Linked DNA regions of Mus musculus: region 1 is linked to region 2. A link is a loop called in an ENCODE intact Hi-C map of the cell type or tissue named here. Cell type or tissue: heart. All regions are shown on one strand. Each heading gives the region's core, and the rest is flanking DNA. Links, peaks and the distances in the headings are about the cores only. Region 1 overlaps Slmap (sarcolemma associated protein). Region 2 holds the start of Gm46445 (a long non-coding RNA gene).

Evidence for each region. Hi-C counts contacts between places; a loop is a spot of excess contacts. Peaks named below come from ENCODE experiments on the same cell type or tissue, not always from the same donor. Only the 100,000 strongest peaks of a DNase experiment are listed, where the experiment ranks them.
Region 1: a loop joins it to region 2, with 3 times the contacts of the local background. A loop is called at or near these places in 2 of 42 quality-filtered maps.

What each region holds. Positions count from the first base shown.
Region 1 is chr14:26,454,419-26,463,491 of GRCm38, forward strand. Slmap (sarcolemma associated protein) reads right to left here. Exons shown (of 23, transcript NM_001310445.1): 9 at 7,843-7,980; 10 at 5,624-5,792; 11 at 5,486-5,536; 12 at 4,992-5,042. Among named protein-coding and RNA genes, the nearest start is that of Gm24031, 39 kb to the right of the region's middle. In heart, for the core only: a CTCF peak has its summit at 5,332 (motif pointing left); no DNase peak of the experiment used is centred there.
Region 2 is chr14:26,311,048-26,320,120 of GRCm38, forward strand. Gm46445 (a long non-coding RNA gene) reads left to right here and starts at 1,448. Exons shown (of 2, transcript XR_001781205.1): 1 at 1,448-1,480. It overlaps Gm34059 (a long non-coding RNA gene), which reads right to left. Exons shown (of 4, transcript XR_874469.1): 2 at 8,210-8,364; 3 at 4,585-4,728; 4 at 4,141-4,260. In heart, for the core only: no CTCF peak of the experiment used is centred there; a DNase peak (open chromatin) is centred at 5,504.

The DNA.
Region 1 (9,073 bases), core at 4,361-6,860, 140 kb after region 2:
GGAGGATGAGGCAGGAGGACTGCCATGAGTTTGAGCCCAACATGGGCTACATGCACAGTGAGCTTCAAGGAAACTTGGACTATAATATAAGTCCTGTTTAAGAAGCTGGGGAGGGAGTTGTGGACAATAATTTCTGTAAATTTTTAAGAAATCGATGAGGTAGATGTTTTTATACATTCATTTTTTTTTACAAATGGTTTCCTTAATCTATACTATACATACCACTACATTACATCGTTCATCTCAACCCAAATTTCATGTTCTACACAGCTTTGCTTACTTAAATAATCCAGTTTTGTTAAAAAACAAACAAACCAGAGTTTAAAGAGAAAATTTAAAATTAACATTGTTGTTAAAGAGTTTCAGTCCTTTTCTTACAATAGTCTAACTCCACTGACAGACCAAGAGCTAACTTCTAATCCAGATAACATTCGTCAGTCGCATATTCCTATCCAGACAACATTCGTCAGTCGCATATTCCTATCTTTCAAGACTACACAGGAGGTTGCAGAAGCTTTGGTCTAAAGGGCTGGGTCAGCACGGTGACCACTGGAAGGTCTGGAGGCCTCAGCCCTGGAGTGGTGCGCGGGGAAGCATGCTCACTCTCCACTCCGCCCCCACCCACACCCCGCAGCCTCTGCCTCTCCTTTGTCTTCCGGTCTGTTGCGACACCGATCCTGTTGCCTGCCTTTTTAACCTCTCAGTGTTCTTTCCTCTGACCCTAGTCACACACACCCAAAGGCCCGTGGTAGCTATGAAGACAGGGGAGAGTGATCAGTACGGCTTCGGTTTTAGAAACATCGGTGAGAAGCACAGCACAGTTCCAAGTAAAAAAATAAAAATTCACTGGGACAGAAATTTGGAATTAATGCCTTAAATTAGACAAATAGAATTTGCCAACGGGAGCTAATTCTAGAAAAACTGCAGCCCTCAGTAGATTATTTCAAATTAGAAAATCATTTTACATAAACTTTAAATTAAACACTTTCAAAACTCAAACTATGCAATATCATGTTGAGTGTGAAATTTTGTTTGGACGGGTAAAGAAAATGTAGTACATGAGAGAACAGAGTTTTATTGATCATCTGCAAGAAAATGTATCCATGTTGATGATCAAATGTTAAACAAGAGAAGCCAGACTCTTTCACAAGCTTCTTTCATATGCAAAATCTAGATTTAAATGTATGTATCACACATGTGATGGGGGAAATAGGAAGGGATTATGGACGGGGAGGAAAGTGGTCTAAAAGGGGAGAGAACAAGAAAGGATAGTGGGAGGAAAAAGATAAATACATCTCTTGCATGTAATCTAGCTTAAATCCACTTACTGGATATAAAGCAAAGAAGAACCTTTGGGGAGAGAAGGAGTCAGTAGAGGGGGGATGGTAAGGAAGAGCACACATGGACGAAAATGTCAGAAATCTTTATGTATGCTTACCGAAAATTGTTAAAACTCATTTTAAACCAAACTTGAACATAACTAAAGGACTTTATGACAGATATGAAACCAAATTTCAAACCAATATTTATCAATTCCTGGAATTCTTACTAAAAGCAGAGAATCACTGGGGAGGTTTGAATGAGAATGGCCTCCATAGGGTGATATATTTGAATGTCTGGTCCCCAGTTGGTAGAACTGTTTGGGAAAATTAGGAGGTGTGGCCTTGTTGAAGGAGGTGTGTCATTGGGGGGGTTGACTTTGGGGTTTAAAAACCCAAGCCAGGCCCTGTCTCACTCTTTCTTGGCCTGCAACTTGCAGATCAGATGTGAGCTCTCTGATAATTCTCTAGCACCAGTGTCTGCCTACCTGTGCCCTGCTTCCTATCATGATGATAGACACTCACCCTCTGATACTGTAAGCCCCCAATTAAATGTTTTTTTCTGTAAGTTGCTTTGGTTATGGTGTCTCTTCACACAACAGAACAGTAACCACAACACCCACTGTTACTCACTAAGCTAAGGATCATTTATTCTAGTTTTGCATGCAGGAAGCCACAAAGGTCAGAAAAGGATGGTGGATCCCCTGGAGCTAGAGTTACTGCTGGTTGTGAGATGCTATGTGGGTTATAGGAATCAAACCTGGGTCCTCCTTGCAGGGCAGAAAATTCTCTGAACCACTGAGCCATCTCTCCAGTACCCTGAGTACTCTATTTATAATATCTGAATCTGACCCTAAACTATTTAGTAGACTAGTTTAGATAAAGTCTACTGTTTAAGTAAAAAGGCAAATACATATGTGCTATGTCTACAAAAGCACCTTTACGTACATAAGACAACATTCTCGGAGTCTGTCTAAGCATTTCAAACATGACACTTAAAGTCTATTACTTGAATTCAGGCCCTTAGGAATTAAGTTGAGACAACTACAGAATATATTACTATCACTAGTAATCCAAAAGGAATCAGATGCTTACTGGAAGGAAAACAAGTCTCTGCAATATCGGTAAAAGTAAAAGAAATGGGGGGAAAAACCCAACCAAATATGGAACCATAAAGAACCATTCTACTTAGAACGCAGAGCTTAAACAAATGCGTTTCCTAAGGATTCCGGTTTCCCTTGTACTCATGTTGTACCTATGCTACTGTAGCCATTAATTGCAAATGCCACTAAGCCATTTAAACAGAGCTCATTCTAAACAAGCTATGTGTAGCCTAAAATCAATATATGATGATTTCAAACACTTACTAGGGAAAATTAATATAAAATGGTTTTTTAACCTTTAAATATTGGTTACATATTTAAATAACATGGTTAAAATTGCTAGTTAAATAAAATTTACTACTTAAATGTGTTTTACTTGTTTCTTTTTAAACTTTTACTGCAGTTACTAGACATTTTTAAATTTCTCACATATTGCTTTTAGATGGCACTATTCTACACTCCAATATATTTAAATAATGCTTGTTTATAAGGAGACAAAAACTTACAGTATAAAATCTGTGCTTTTAGAAAATTTAAGTCATTTCAAAAGAGTTCATTGGAAGAAATATGAACTATAATATCTCTAGACACTGTTGATATTTTCTCTTTTGCTTCTAAACTTGGTATTTTTCTCTACTACTTAAAGGGTAATGTTAACTTTAAAATTTATGAAAATTCTGGCTGTGAACTTTGGTGATGTTTTAAAAGGTAAATTATCTTACTACAAATACAAAGTTCACTCTATAATAGAATGGAGCATAATGAGATGTTTGTGTCAAAATCTTTGCTAGCATTCTCGTGGTACTTAACACAGTGTCAACAGGGACCCAGATGCTTTAACGATGGAATAATTATAGCAAGGAGTGCCCTGGAACAATATAAACATTTTATTCATTTAAAATTAAACTAATTAAAATTCATTATTCATTAAACTAAGGAGTCTATAACTATTCTCCAATAGGAAAACAGACTACTAATCTAAATTTGGGGGCAGAAATTTTACAAAGCAATCTGACAACTCTAGTAAAAAGATGGTTTTGTATGTATATAAAGATTCTTAACTGAAAAAATAAAAGTCCATAGCTTGTATTAATGTGACACTTGACACACAGTCAAGGAAATACTCAATTAAAAAGTATACAATCAGAAAGGAAAGAAGCAAGCAAAATAATAATGGAAAACAGAAAATCATTTAAGAAAAAAGAGTACTTAGAAGAGGAGATTAACTCATTTAACAAAAATTTGCTAAATACTTTTAATACATAGCAACTAAAAGTTTTGGTAAAATGAATATAAACTATACCTTTAAAAATTCTCAGATTGAAACTCAAAAACTCAAATCTGAAAAAACTTAAGGCATTTTATAAATTACACAGACAAATCAAATAGCAATGAATACTTTTTTTCTTAAGAATCCTACAATGCACAATATATGCAATATTAGACCTTGACTGTACAGCTCACATTTACAGCATTATCTGGGCCATTTGGCAGTTACTATAAGAACTTATTTTTCCCTTTTTTGTAATGCTGGATTTGAATCCAAGGCATAAACTTGGAAAACACATAAAGCTCTATCTCCAGCTCATCCATTTTCCTTTTAAACAAATCAAAAGAAACACTTCTTCCCGCTGACCTCTCTCCATGAGAAGGATATACTCTGATCGTGGAATACGGTTTCTTTAGAAATTCTAGTTCTGACCTTAATACCTACTTCTAAATTCTCTATATTAAAATCAGCTGATAAGCACATCAGTATTCACTGAACATAACTGTAATCCCTTAGTACTCCACATAGCCAGTGCAAGACTCAGCACACAGCTCGAGGTGGTTCTCCATGACTCTTAGAGGAAAGGGGCAAGTGGCCTAAGTGAACAAATACCTTACGACTAAAGGACTAAACGACTACAAAGTCAGTAATTCAAAAGCATCCATGCACTGGGAGGGTGGCTCATGTCTTTGACCCCAGTACTTGCAGGACAGAGGCAAGCAGATCTCTTGAGTTCATGACCAGCATGATTTAAATAGTTCTAAGCAGCCATGGTGGCATGGTGAGACTGCAGGGGGGTGGGGTTGGGGTGAGAAGGGAGGAAGGACAACAAAGATAAATAAACACTAATACACTGGCTCTAAGTTTTGGTTGATTGAGAACTCTTGCTACCCAGAAGAAAAACCAAATAAAAAAGAATTTTTAGATAAAGAAAGTATCCAATGGGAAGTTAAGTAAGTTCCCACCCTGTGCATGGAGACCGAGGAGCCAATCGTAATGGAACAACACAGAAGTACAAGCTCCTCAGAAGGTTAAGAGCTATAAACCAAGCCATGGCTAACAAGTGCAGCATTTCTCACGTGAGTCATTGCAATTTCCACATAGCAAGCGATATCTAAGTACAGATCACCTCTGTGTCTTAGACTATAAAGAGAAGCTGGATTTTAAATGATGAATTTTAATGGTATGAGAACAGTTGTATATGTGTGTTACTTCAAGTACTAAAATCATCAAGCATTTAGCTCTCTGTCCTACTTAAATAATAAAAGGATATCATGAAAAAATATTTTTTTACGCTACCTTTTTCTGTGCTCCCATTTATTTTAGGTAAGAAGTCATCAACTTGTATCCCTAGGATTAAGACAGGATATCATTGCCTGATCAAAGAAATTGTTAACTTTAAAATTGGCTTCAAGTGTAGCTACAGCATTTTATATTTCTACTTACACTGACTTTGTATAGAACATTGTACTAATAGGAAGAGTTCAAGCTGCCATTCTCTACTAACTCAGGCTTAGAGACCTTCCAGAAACTGGGGAGTGGGGTAGGGGTGGAGTGGGGATGTGATTCCTGCTACTTAAAATCTCAGAGGCAAAAATCTACCTCAAAGTCTGAACAATGGTGCCCACTGGTGGCAATCATGAGTACTATAAAAGGAGATTTCTAAATATATAACTTCTGCTTGATAAGTAAAATATCAAATGAAAGAAGTAAACAGTGTAAGAAGTGAACAATGTGAACTGGGAACAAGGTCAACAGCTGATGAAGACATCTTTAAATAAGGTGACACCTACCTAAGCTGCTGCATTCTTTAAGGGTTTTCTCCTGCAGGTGTTCTAACCGTACTGTAAAAAAATAGTCCAAGAAAAAGGTATTTCACAGACAAAGAGAACAAAAATCAAATAAAACCAATTTCTGTCTCACCAGCTTACCTTGCAGAGCTGTCAGCCTTTCATTGGTGAAGTCGTTATCAGCTTGCAAAGCTTCGATTTTTGCCTGGAGCTCTTGTTCTTTTTCTTCCATTTCATCAATTTTCGTCTGTAATTCCTTCTTCTCAGCTTGTCCCTTCTGTTGGATTTCCTCTTGTTTTCCCTCTGCTACCTGTTGCATAGGAATCTTCAGTCAAGTCATAAAACTCATCTTGCTTTAGCTAGCTGAAAGCCAGAACTGACCCCATTCATTTACACTTCTGAGAAGTACATTCAGAATTACAGAACATATTTATAAAGCTGATTTTTTACAGAAAACAAAGACAGAGACTCAATGTGGAAAGTGAGTGATCTGCACCGAGCTCACTACTACAAAGCACTGAGAAGGGGAACTTAGAAGGAAACACAGGAGATAAACAAGCGATAGAGTCTAAGTTAAATCCCCCATGTGTGTTATGTGGGAAATAGATTCCCAAATTTACTATTATTACAACTTGTTTGATAGTTCTAAAATATAACACTAATTTAAAATTATTAACTAAAAAGATGATAGTATAAACCCTTTCCAAAAACATTTCTCTTGGCAAGACCTCTCTGAGAACTTCAGTGAGCGATATGCCCTGGCTTCGCTGATAAATACCTATCTTGTAGGCACTCATCCAGTACTGCTTTACCATGGCATTCTTCATACATACATGTCTATCCATTACTCACTCTTATTTGCACCGCCTGCCCGGATGACCACTGCCTCTCTAGCTGCTTCTGTTTCTCTTCCCACACAGCCCTTTCTGTTTTCATGGTACATACATTCTATTTTCTCTCCCATCCCCATATCTCTTCCTTTCCTCTCATAACCGGCCAATAGATACGGATAACACTAAGATGGATTTTTAACAAGTCAGTCACAAGACTTTAAAGGACCAACTAGACATTATCCTATGGTCTGATGCCCTTATTAAAAATGTCCCAGAGGAATCGCAACTGAAACAGAATCAATGGCACAGCTGCAGGCTGAGACCAAGCATGGCTCAAGCAGGTTATCCCAAGCTCCCTTTGAATTTACTGCAGCACCAAACAGCTGGCCCCTAACTCTGAGATGACCTAAAAATGAGGAGGTTTTAAAAGCATCTGATTATATATTAGATTTTGCTAACTCTTTTTAAAAACTTTATTATTATAATATGTGCATGTGTGTGTATATGATGCGTTGGTAGCTCATGTGGAGATCAGAGCACAACTCTGTGGTGTCCATTCCTTCCACCATGGGCTCCTGGGAGTGAACAAGGATATCAGGTTTGTATTGCCCTATGAGACATCTCCCTATGGCTTTTGATTCTCTTTTTATAGTTTTATTTATTTATTTATTATTACTGTGTGTGCGCTTGCATGTCTGTGTGTCTACGTATGTGTGTATGTACACGAGTGTTACACATGCCTAAGTTCTAGTGCATGGGTACCATGGCCCTCAAGTGGAGGTCAGAGGACAACTCTGAGGACTTTCCGTCCTCCACCATGGATTCTATAACCGGTTTTAGTACCCACACTGAGCTATCTCATCATTTCATAGCATATTGATTTGTTTCTCCTTCCAAGTGTATATTAGAAAATGCTGTTCTTTTCTTAGTCTATGGGATGCTGAAGCAAACACTACATCTGCTGTTATGAAGTGCTGACTACATTTCCATCTAGAAGTATGTCTACTTTAAAGGCTTTCAATTTCAACAATAATAGAGGATAGACTAAATAGAATACATTTTCTATTTTCACTATCAGTTTCAACTTTTTAATTTTACCCAATTTTACATCACCAGCTCTTGAGTGACTAATAAACGTCTTAAGCGATTAGCACGTTAGTGACGCTAACATGCGTCTAGTGGTTGACATAGAAGCTGTGATGGCTGGATTAAGAATGTCCCTCACAGGTCACATGTCTGAACACTTGGTACTCAGTTGGTAATGCTGTTTGGGTAGGTCTAAGAAGTGTGCCTTTGTGGGAGGAATATGTCACAGGGTATAGACTTGGATGTTTCAGAGGCTCAAGCCATTCCCAGTGATCTCTAAGCTTCCAGCTCCAGCTGCCATAGATGACTGCTGCCACACTTCCTCGCCATGATGGTGAAAGGCTCCTCTGGAACCCCAAGCCCAAGTAACCTCTTCCTTCTATAAAGTATTCTGTTCATGGTATCCTACCACAGCAACACAAAAGGAACTAGTATACATACCTTTAATTTATCAGATAAATCTTTAATTTCATTAACTGCTCCATTATATTTATTGGCTAATTCTCTCAACTCTTCCTGAGTGCGCTCATTCATCTCTTTCAGGTGGGTACATTCATCTTCAGTATTACTCAGACTTCGCTGCAAGGCAAGTTCACAGGGAATTCAGTTAGAGTAAATGGGTACTTATTTTAAATTTATCGTTCAATTTTATTTTCAATTTGTAAAAAGTGTAGTTCTGAACTAGTCTACATCAACATTTGGATTAAATTTATAAAAAGCTGATTTAAAAGACAAAATAATTTCAGCAACATATATACTAAAACGTAACTCTTAACAATATTATGTTACTCAAGCTGGCTTCAAGTTCACTATGAAGTACAGGCTAGCCTAATCTCCTGTGAATCTCCTGCCTTAGACTCCCAAGTGCGGTGATTATAAGTACACTCTATCGCACTCAACCTCTAAGTCAACAATCCTTAAAGTAAGAATAAAACCATATAACAATTCATCTAATGTGAAAACAGAAAGACACCTGAAACTTTGTGTGTATGTCAGATTAATCAAACATCAATGAACATAAAGCACGTGTTATAGAATGAGACCATAATACAAACTATCCATTATCCATGTCCTCACACATGCTAAGCACATGCCCACTGAGCTAGATCCTCAGTCACAAGAATCACACTTTGATTTTTCATAGAACCTGGACAATATTAACTTGTAAAGCCTAAGATAAAGTGCCACCCTAAAGCAGTAGGTATTAACTTCTGTGGGCAGAACAATCTCATAGGGTGCCTAAGACCATCCAAAAATATGGGTGCTCACATTAGAATTAACAGTAGCAAAACTACAGTTACGGAGTAGCAACAAAAATAACCTTATGGTTGGGAGTCAGGTCAGCACACATGAGGAACTGTATTAAAGGCCTGAGCACTAGGAAGGCTGAGAGCCACTGCTCTAGAGGATGGCTGAAGTAGTAACGTCTCAGCCTTATGTGACCATCGTCAATTATGTGACAAAAGATCAATTCCCACCAGACATGGTGCCAGCAAGTCTTTAATTCCACCACTTGGAAGACAAAAGTAGTCCAGGGGCCAACCTGCTCTAACTCCAGACCAGGCAATGATAGCTCAGTTCCCAGCATCCACATCAGATGGGTGAAAACTGCCTATAATTCCAGGTCCAGTGGATTCGAGGCCTCAGCCTTCTGCAGACACGTTCACTAGCA
Region 2 (9,073 bases), core at 4,022-6,521:
TGGTGATAATTCACCTACATAGGATGGAAGGAGTTTTCTCATGTCTCCTGGAATCCTGGCTCCTGTCGAAGTTACTGTCTCCTCAGCCCCCACAAGAGAAGCATAGTTAGTAGTCATGTAGACAATGTCCCAAGCTTCTGACCTTCAGGCTAGATTCCTCCCCGGTTACCTAGCAACAGTAAAGATAACAACATACCAAAAGGGGCTGATTGGCCCCACCTCATTCTCTTACTCCTCTTACTCTCCTCTCTCCTCTCACTCTCTTCCTCTCTCTCCCTCTTCCTCTCTAGCCTTTCTTCTCTCCCTCTCCTTTCCCCCTTCTCTCCTCTTGGCCATGGCAGGTCTCTCTCTCTCTCTCTCTCTCTCTTACCTTTACTCTTTCCCCCTGTCTTTCTACAATAAAGCTTTAAAACCTTAGACTGTCTCTGTTCATCAAGGCCCGCTGTGCTTGCTCTCACCTGTGTGGGAACCTCTCTCCCTCAGCCCTCTCTCCCATAACCCCGAGGCTACAGGGTGTCACCCCAGGGCCCTCAGTCAGGGGCTGCCCCTTGTCCACCCCCTGTCGAGTGGAGTCAGTGGCTTAGATGCCCACCCAGGGCCAAGTGGAAAGTCCTCCCGCACCTGCCTGCCCAGAGCATAAGAACAACTCTGGCCAGACATGGGCTATCCTCCCTCCCCCCTTCTTTCCCCTATACCCCCTTTTAGTTCCCACACAACAACAAAAAACAAATTAAAAAAAATTATTTTTCTCTCCATCTTCCTTTTGGCCCAGTGTTTCCCTTTATAGCCTAGGCTAGCCCAGACTTTTTCCTCCTTCTCTAAACTTCTGAGTGCAGGCGTGTGCCAGACTGTGGTCCCATCTTGTGAGCCAGACTCTAGCTCTGTTGCCTGGAGCTGAGGCAGCTCAACTGGTGTACAGAAGACAATGGAGGAAGACCAAGGAAGTTGACACAGGAGTAGGCTTCTAGGCTTCGCTTATGTAGGGGAAGACTCTACTTGTATTTTGTTATTTGAGAATTCTGTCACTCAAACAAAACATAATTTAGTACTCACAGTAGCCACCAGACTTTGAACTTAATCACTCTGGAGCCATTATCGCTCCTCCTTTCAACATCACTTACATTCACCCTGATGAAGGTGAGGGAGTCCAGGCTATTACAGTCCTGTAAAAACAGAAGGCTCTGGTGCCACAGAGTAAGATGAACTTCAGATGAGAGCGCCCAGAAGCAGAGATGACAGATTCCCTCAGAAAACAATGAGACTTCACTTGGAAAGTGAAACCCACAAATGTCCTGACCTGGGAATTTCTCTAAAACACCCTAGAGCTGTGAGCCTGGGCTTCCCTGAGAGCAGCACAGTTTCCACAAGAGATGGTGGAGGGTCAATCAACTGTCAGCAGGAGAACTAACTGCTACGGAACTTGTGCTGTGCCTGTACAAGAGAATGGGTGTGCTGCAGGTCACCAGACGCAGCCACACAGGTAAAGCAGGTTCTAAAACCAGGCAATTTAAAACACCATATTGTCTACTGTTGTAGATGTGGAGGCTAATATTATGTTGATGGCTAAATTTATTTTTAAAAATTTAAAATCACTGTATTTGAGAACTACAAAGCAAAATTGGTCTTCCAGACATTAAGGGTTGTTTTTTTGTGTTTGCATGGTCGTATATATGATTTTAACAAAACTGTTGTTTATGTAAGATACTAGGTTATAAGGTTAACCGCTGCTTTTACTTGTTTTGCTTGAGATAGCCTTCTGCTTGCACATAAGCAGAATGTTCTTTGCCTTTATACACCCCTGACTGGTGTGGCTGGGCACTAAATTGGGCCTGACTCCTAGGTGGACCTGTTGCCAGTATCTGAATATAAGTCTCCTCTTTGTTAAAATTTATTAATGATCAGACTGGTTTTTGATCCCAGACCTAGAACATTCGGGGGCTCCTGCTTGTCTTCACATATTTTCAAATATTATTTATTTAATGTATATGAGTACACTGTAGCTGTCCTCAGACACACCAGAAGAGGGCATCACATTCCATTACAGATGCTTGTGAGCCACTATGTGGTTGCTGGGAATTGAACTCAGACCTCTGGAAGAGCAGTCAGTGCTCTTAACCATTGAGCCATCTCTCCAGGCCCCCTGCTTATCTTTATTGATTTTATTATGTATATTGATTTACTATACACAAGACACAAATGCTGTTTCCAGGCTCTGAATATGTTTTTAAAAAGCAATAGACAATAACTCAGAACTCTTAGCATTCAATCTTTCCTGAGCATTTTGACCACTTAAAGCTACCCTTTTATCTCTGGCAAAGCAAGAATATTGGACAGTTCACATGCTTTTAACAGCGATTAAATGTGATAAGGTAGAGTTCCTGCCACAACAGACACCATACATGCCAGCCCTCATCCTTTCTCTGTACTATGCCTTCTTCCTTGTCGAGGAGGCTGGCTTCTCTCTCCACAGCCCAGTCAGGACAAGCCTACCACTAGTCGCAAACTCCAGCAGCACCCTCCCCCTACACACACTTACAAATCAGTCACTACCAAGAGCAAGAACACAGGGGTTCCAAAGGTCTCAGCTCTCCTTCACCAGGAACTCAGAACTCTCCAGGAGGGAACCGAGCCACAGCAACCACTACTAAGATTTTCCCATGGTGCAATGCAACTTCCTCGACTTTTCTAAACCACCATTTTCTAAAGAAATCCAGGAAAGGTGTTGTGCATGATTCACAGCAAATCTGGGCCAACTAGAAGACGAACAGGAAACAAACAGAAAAGAGCCACAAAGAGAAGAGGCACTAGTGATCTAACCTGGGTGGCAGGCAGGGATCAGAACTTAGGGGATCTGCCACTGGCCTAGAGGCTCCAGAGGGCTAGCAAATGGTGAGGAGCTTAGAAAAGGGGGATGAATCACAGCCGTTCAAGGTGCCCCAGCCATTACACATGAAGACCCCTGAGAACTCAGCGGCTGTAACAACCACATTAGGAAAGGCAAGGAACAGAGACCCTGAGGACAGACAGGAAATGTGAATTCAAGTAGAGGCATTTGTCCCTCCCCTGATTGGCTAGGAGAAAAGTGTCATCCTTGTCATACAGGCAGAGCAATGGCCTTAATAAGATTCTAGCCCTGATTAGTGAGGGGCTGAGAGAAGGGTGGCTGTAGGGGCCGAGCAGGAGTACCATTCACTCGCGCCCTCTGCCCCTCTGCGACAGTGGCAGTAGAGAGTGAGCAGCAGGTGAGGCTGCATCTTCATCAGTGACAGCTCAGGTCCTGTTCCCTGGCCAGAAGCTGGAGCAGCAGCTCTGCCTTGGCGCTTCCTGCCTCCTCATCCAGTAGCTGTTGCCCCAGGCTCAGTGCCCTCGGGGCCACGACCTAGGTTTCATGCTGAGGTTCCATAATGGCTAGCCTGCCCCATCCCACCTAGTTCTGTGGGATAATAGCCAAAACTCTCTGAGACATCCTGCATACTGAGCTTGGCAGCAGCCTAGGACACTGTAGTCAAGAGGTGGCAGGGCTCACAATGAGAGCAACAGAGGGAGATATTCTAGTTTATATGAGGAATGAGAAACCTGATGCTCTGCTTCTGTGGACGAAAACCTAGCAGCCCCATCCACATGAAAAATAGAGGACAATTTGTGGGAAGTTTGTTTTCTCCTTCAAGTCAGTGAATCCCAGGGAAGAAAATCAGGTTTGTAGGCCTGTATGCAAGTTCCAAAACCTGCTGAGCCATCTTGAAAGCTGAACACACTAGCCATGGAATTGAATGAACTATATATGTATGTTGATGCTCTCTGTGTGTAGATATAGCCTTTATTCATAAAGAACAGATTCTTTTTACCATTGGTTTGACAGCATGATTCTGGTGACCAATAGGATTACATCCTCTAGACATTAACTCTCTGACCCAGGTTTGTTACAGAAGTCATTCCACACAGATCCATTTCAGGGTTGTTTTACAGGAATAAAGCACTCATTGGAAGAAACACTTCCTTAAAACTCTCAATGTACACTGAGCATTCATTGGGTAGCATCAATCATCCCCCTCCCCTAAAAAGGGGGGCTACCTAAAAAGGGGGGCTAGAAATGAAAAAGGACGGGTGCAAGAGAAGAATGAAGCCAAGACAAAGTTTCTGATCAAGGCTCAAAGTTTAATATTTAGCACTGGGATATATAGGGAAAGCCCACAGACCCATCCTTTGTTTCAGCTGGATTGAGTTGCAAAGCAAGCTCAGCAGGTCAACTCCTCAAAGATCCTGTAGGAAATTACAAATGCTGTGAGGCCAAATGACTCCAGCAAGGTTGTAAAACCATCCTGGTTTTGTTCAGCCTACTCAAGGCTCAGGGAAAGGCACAATCACCCCTCCCTTTTTGTTTATTAAAGATGAACAGTTATCAATAGCTGGACAGGGGCACAAGATTCATTTGTTTTCCATAATCCTGTCTAGGGAATAGACTGGCTAGGCGACCATGCCTGTCTTAGGTGTCTATATTGCTCCTTCTTCCCTGTCATGGATGACAAACATAGCTTTTTGACATATGTCTGTCTTAGGTTGATAGGAGCTAAAGAACACTCTTACCCAACTCTGACTACTGGCCTTCAATAGCACACTCTTTCCCATTCAGACCGAAGCCACGAAGGACATATGACTATGCACCCAATGCATTTCTTCATAGCGATGAATGACTGCCATGGTGAATATCTGAGCTTCCTGAAAGTGATCCTGTGTGAAGGCAACCAATTTGTTTAAGACACAAGGTCCAAAAGTTAAAAGCAACAAAATTATAATTAATGGTCCAAGCAGTGTAGAAATTAAAGTTGTAAGCCATGGGAAAGTGGAGAATCAGGATTCAAACCATCCTTGATGCTATCCTTTTTCTCTTTTCCTTTTGGCTAGTCCTTCTCAAACTTTAGCCGTAGAATCCTTTACTACTCCTGAATGATTGATGTAAAAGTAACAATTCTTCATGGAGGGCTGTACATAGTCTTCCCTGTTGAAGGAATAAAAGGTTAGGAACTTAAACACATGCACTAACTCTCCAGCACCATTCAGGGAAACAGGCCCAAGAAGATGCTCTTCAGGTGTCTCCAGTGTGAACCAAGAGCTGGGCCAGGTGCAGAGAAAGAGAGCTGCTGCTCTGTCCTCCTCATCTCACAGATCTTCTCGTGGCCTCCTCACAGAGCCTCTCTGCCTCCTCACAGGACTCTTGCACCATGCTCTGCTTCCTCTGCACCTCTGTTTTCCTGCCTCAACGTCTTCACTTCATCTTCAGCTGAGTCCACTCACTCAGGAGCTGGGGGTGGAGGATGCTGAACCACAATGAGAAATAATGAAGCCCAGCCAGCCTTTAAATTCCTTCCCATCTCCAACTACCACCATCCCTGCCAGGTCCCTTGTCCTCAGACAGCCTCAGACTGGAGTCCACAGTAACTATGCCAGCATCACCTAGAGGCAGGCCAAATCCAGAGAACAGCCACATTCCAGAAAGACTCAAAGTACTTCTGAAAACCCTGACACCCAAAGGGATCCATGTACGTCCCAGAACAGGAAGTAGCCCTGACTTATGCTTATCTATCCATGGTACTGGCAAACATCAGCAGGGAAAGGTCATACACCTTCTGAGAGAGGACAGGAGACCCAACAAGAATACAATCCATCTACGTGTCTCATGGAAACCAGCTGTGGAAATCTCCAACCAGAGCCCCAGACACCCAGGGCTGATTGACATGCCCCTCATGGCACAAACCTTTCTCTCTAGATGCTCCGACATTTGCAGGACAATGTTTGGAGGAGGCTGACAGACGCTTCACACTTAGGAAACCTGAGTCCAAGAGGCACAAGGTGAAGCCACAAGGCAGGCTGCTTGCTGAGAGGAAGACAAGGGAGAACCAGAGCCCTCGCTTTGGTTCAAAGACAAGAAGGGCAGAAGCAGCCCCTGCCAGGTGCTGGGGTCCCAGGCAAGTCAGTCACTCACCAGCAGGAGACAGTTTCCCCAGTCAGCCCCTTGCACTTGCCCAAGGCCTCTCTTATCCCCTTGGGCAGTTTCTTCATGTTTGACCTCACCTGTTCATGCCCCATCCTCTGCATCTCAGGCTCAAAGTTCACCCTGTGGTAGGGTGTAGGGCCTTGAAAGGCAGCCTGGTTCCTGGTTGAGCTAAGGTTGGAGACCCTGGTGACCCTGAGGGATGGCAGGTGTTTCACCTGGTTCCCAGACATTAGGCTCCTGGCAGGAGGCCACAACCCTCCATAGATTTGTGGCCATCAGTCATGTAAGGGCAATGCCCCAAGCCCTTCACAGGTAGAGGATGTGACCTGTGGCCTCAAGACAGATCTCCATTTTAATGAGGTACCTAAAGGTTGGAAGGGCTTAGCCAATAAGCTTTCCTTCCCTGACACTCCTCCCTGCAGAAGGTGTTTAACCTCAGGCCCACAGCTGAGAAGTAGGGTACGGTTTTACTCATCCACTTTCTGCCATGACAATAAATGCCTTAAAACTGGGATCCACCGTGCGGAGCCATAGAGAAGGCCTTTGCCTTTAGAGCCTTGTCTAATCTCTCGTACAAGGCCTCTCTGTGCTCCCAGCCATGACCACCAAGCCAAGCCAGCTGCTCACTGACAAGCCAAGGACTCCTCCTTGTGGGACCCAGCTAGAGTTCCCCCCTTTCCCCTTGGGCCCTGGGCTAGATCCAGCCCACGTGTCCCCACTTTGTTCTCAGCTCTTCGGATCTCAGTGCCACCTGGGTGCCCAAGAGCCTGAGAACCATGTGGCCCTGGCCTCCCTGCAGGACTGGGGACCCTCGAGCCAGCTCCAGTGGACCCCGGATCCTCAGACTGCTCTTCCCCAGCCTCAGAGTGGTGTCCAGCAGCTTCCCATAGCCCGACACCTGCCCGGTGCTGGCATGGGGTAAGAGCAGTCAAAACTCCCTTGTTCCACCTCTCCAAGCAGCCCAAGCCCTATGGCAAAGCAGATGAGGGACCATATCTAACCATACACTAGGGCCTGGCCCCAGGAGCAAAGAACCCCATGAACAGAGAGGCCACAAGAATCATATGATTTCAAGCTGTGTCCTGGACTACAACAGTTACGTTCTGGCACATATACACACCAGGGGACATCCTGGTGCTTGTTTATTAACCTTGCTATTCTGGTCCAAGGGCAGCAGAGACAGTGGTTAAAATTGGTGCAAGCTAGGTTTCATGAGCTTAGAGAAATAGACTAGCTCTCTAAGAGAGCCCCAGGATTCTATGTGACAGGTCTATTGTCAGCACCCTACCACCACCACCACCACTACCTAAAACTGTGATGATGTGTCTGTCTCCTGACTTTACAACACAGATTCTCCATCCTAGGTTTCTAATTTACATGGATGCCAAAGTGCATGATCCAGGAAGCAGACCAAAAGTAAGAATGCCTTATATACTCTCCAGCTGATTCTATTGTTCCACCAAGGAGATCACAAAGCTCAAAGGCACAGCAGCTCACAGTGGGATCCCAGACTACACACATATACACACACAACCACACACACACACACACAATTAGAATTACAATGAAATGCGAGGTGGCATTGTCTCACAGTATAAGGAACAGGATCAGAGAGGCACACTGATGAGGTCCAGGCCTTTCCTTCTTCTTCTTTTTTTTTTCTGAGACAGGGTCTCTCTGTGTAGCCCTGGCTGTCCTGGAACTCACTCTGTAGACCAGGCTGGCCTTGAATTCAGAAATCCACCTGCCTCTGCCTCCTGAGTGCTGGGAGGGATGCCCGGCAACTCCAGGCCTTTCAATTACACAGTGACATGAGCCAAATGGGGCCAGGTATCTCCAGTTGTTGCCAAAACAACCAGGACCCAAGCATTAGCTGGTTAAATATGAAGGTTCATCATAAACTCATGGGACCTAGAATCTCCCACAAGCCATTGCCCATCAAGGCATCTTAAGGTGCATCTTGAGAGCACACACAACTTCGGTCCCTATCCCCAGACTGTTATTCGGGATACAGGCTCTGCTTTTAATTTGGAAGAAGTAAAACAGCCTGTGTTCCCATTTTATTCCTAACCTGGCTTCAAGTTCCACTTCTTAGACACAGGAAAATTAGCTTGCGTATAAGGACACCCTGGAGGTTCAGCCTCCTGTCCCTGAAGAAAGCAGGGCTTGACATCGTGGAGACAACATAGCCAAGAGTGTGCTGGGCATAATGACTACCTGTTGTTCAAATCTTTGTATAATGGGCCAGGAAACCACACAGCTCATTCCTCTCACAGGTCGTCTTCTGTAGCTGAGGGATCATTTCTCTACCTTCTTCATGTGCCGCTGCCCTTCAGTGAGGGGGGGAGGTACAGATGACTTCTGAGGAACCCCTGTAGGGAGGTAAGCACAAGAGAACTTATAAAGTTGAATGGCACAGGGCCAGAAGAAACCCTGCAGAGCCCTAAAGAAGCCTGAGGGAGAGGGAATACTGGGACCCAATGATGCCAGGAAAGAGCAGGGAGGGAAACTTGAGCTGGAACCCTAAGCCATGCCCCTGTCCCCAACCACCATGGGGTACATGTGCCTCACTCCCTACTGTAGTTGCCTTAGCCACGGAGAGCAGAGGCGGACCAATCAGGAAGATCTGGTGGACAATGTCAAGTCATATCTGATATGATGGAGGTTGTAAGACTGTGGCAAGTCTTAGTTTACTGGGGACTCCCTGAGCGAATGACACAGAACCAGGAATCAATGCAAAAAGCAAGAGGAATTTACTGTTCTAACATGTTGGGGTCTTCCTGCACATGGGGAGAGAGAGAGAGAGAGAGAGAGAGAGAGAGAGAGAGAGAGAGAGAGAGAGAGAGAGAGCGAATGACCACACACAGCCCGTCCTGTGAGCCTTTATACAGTTCTCCAGGCAGCAGCCATTAGGCACAATGTGATTGGCAGAACAGTGTGACTTCTAAACTGATTGATCTAAAGGGATTGAGGTGGGTGGCCAATGATCTCAGAATGTGTCTATGAGCTCTAGGGGTCAGTCCCTCCTCCCTGTGGTCTGAGGAATGTCATTAGCCCCTCCCTTCCACAGGGGAGGGGTGC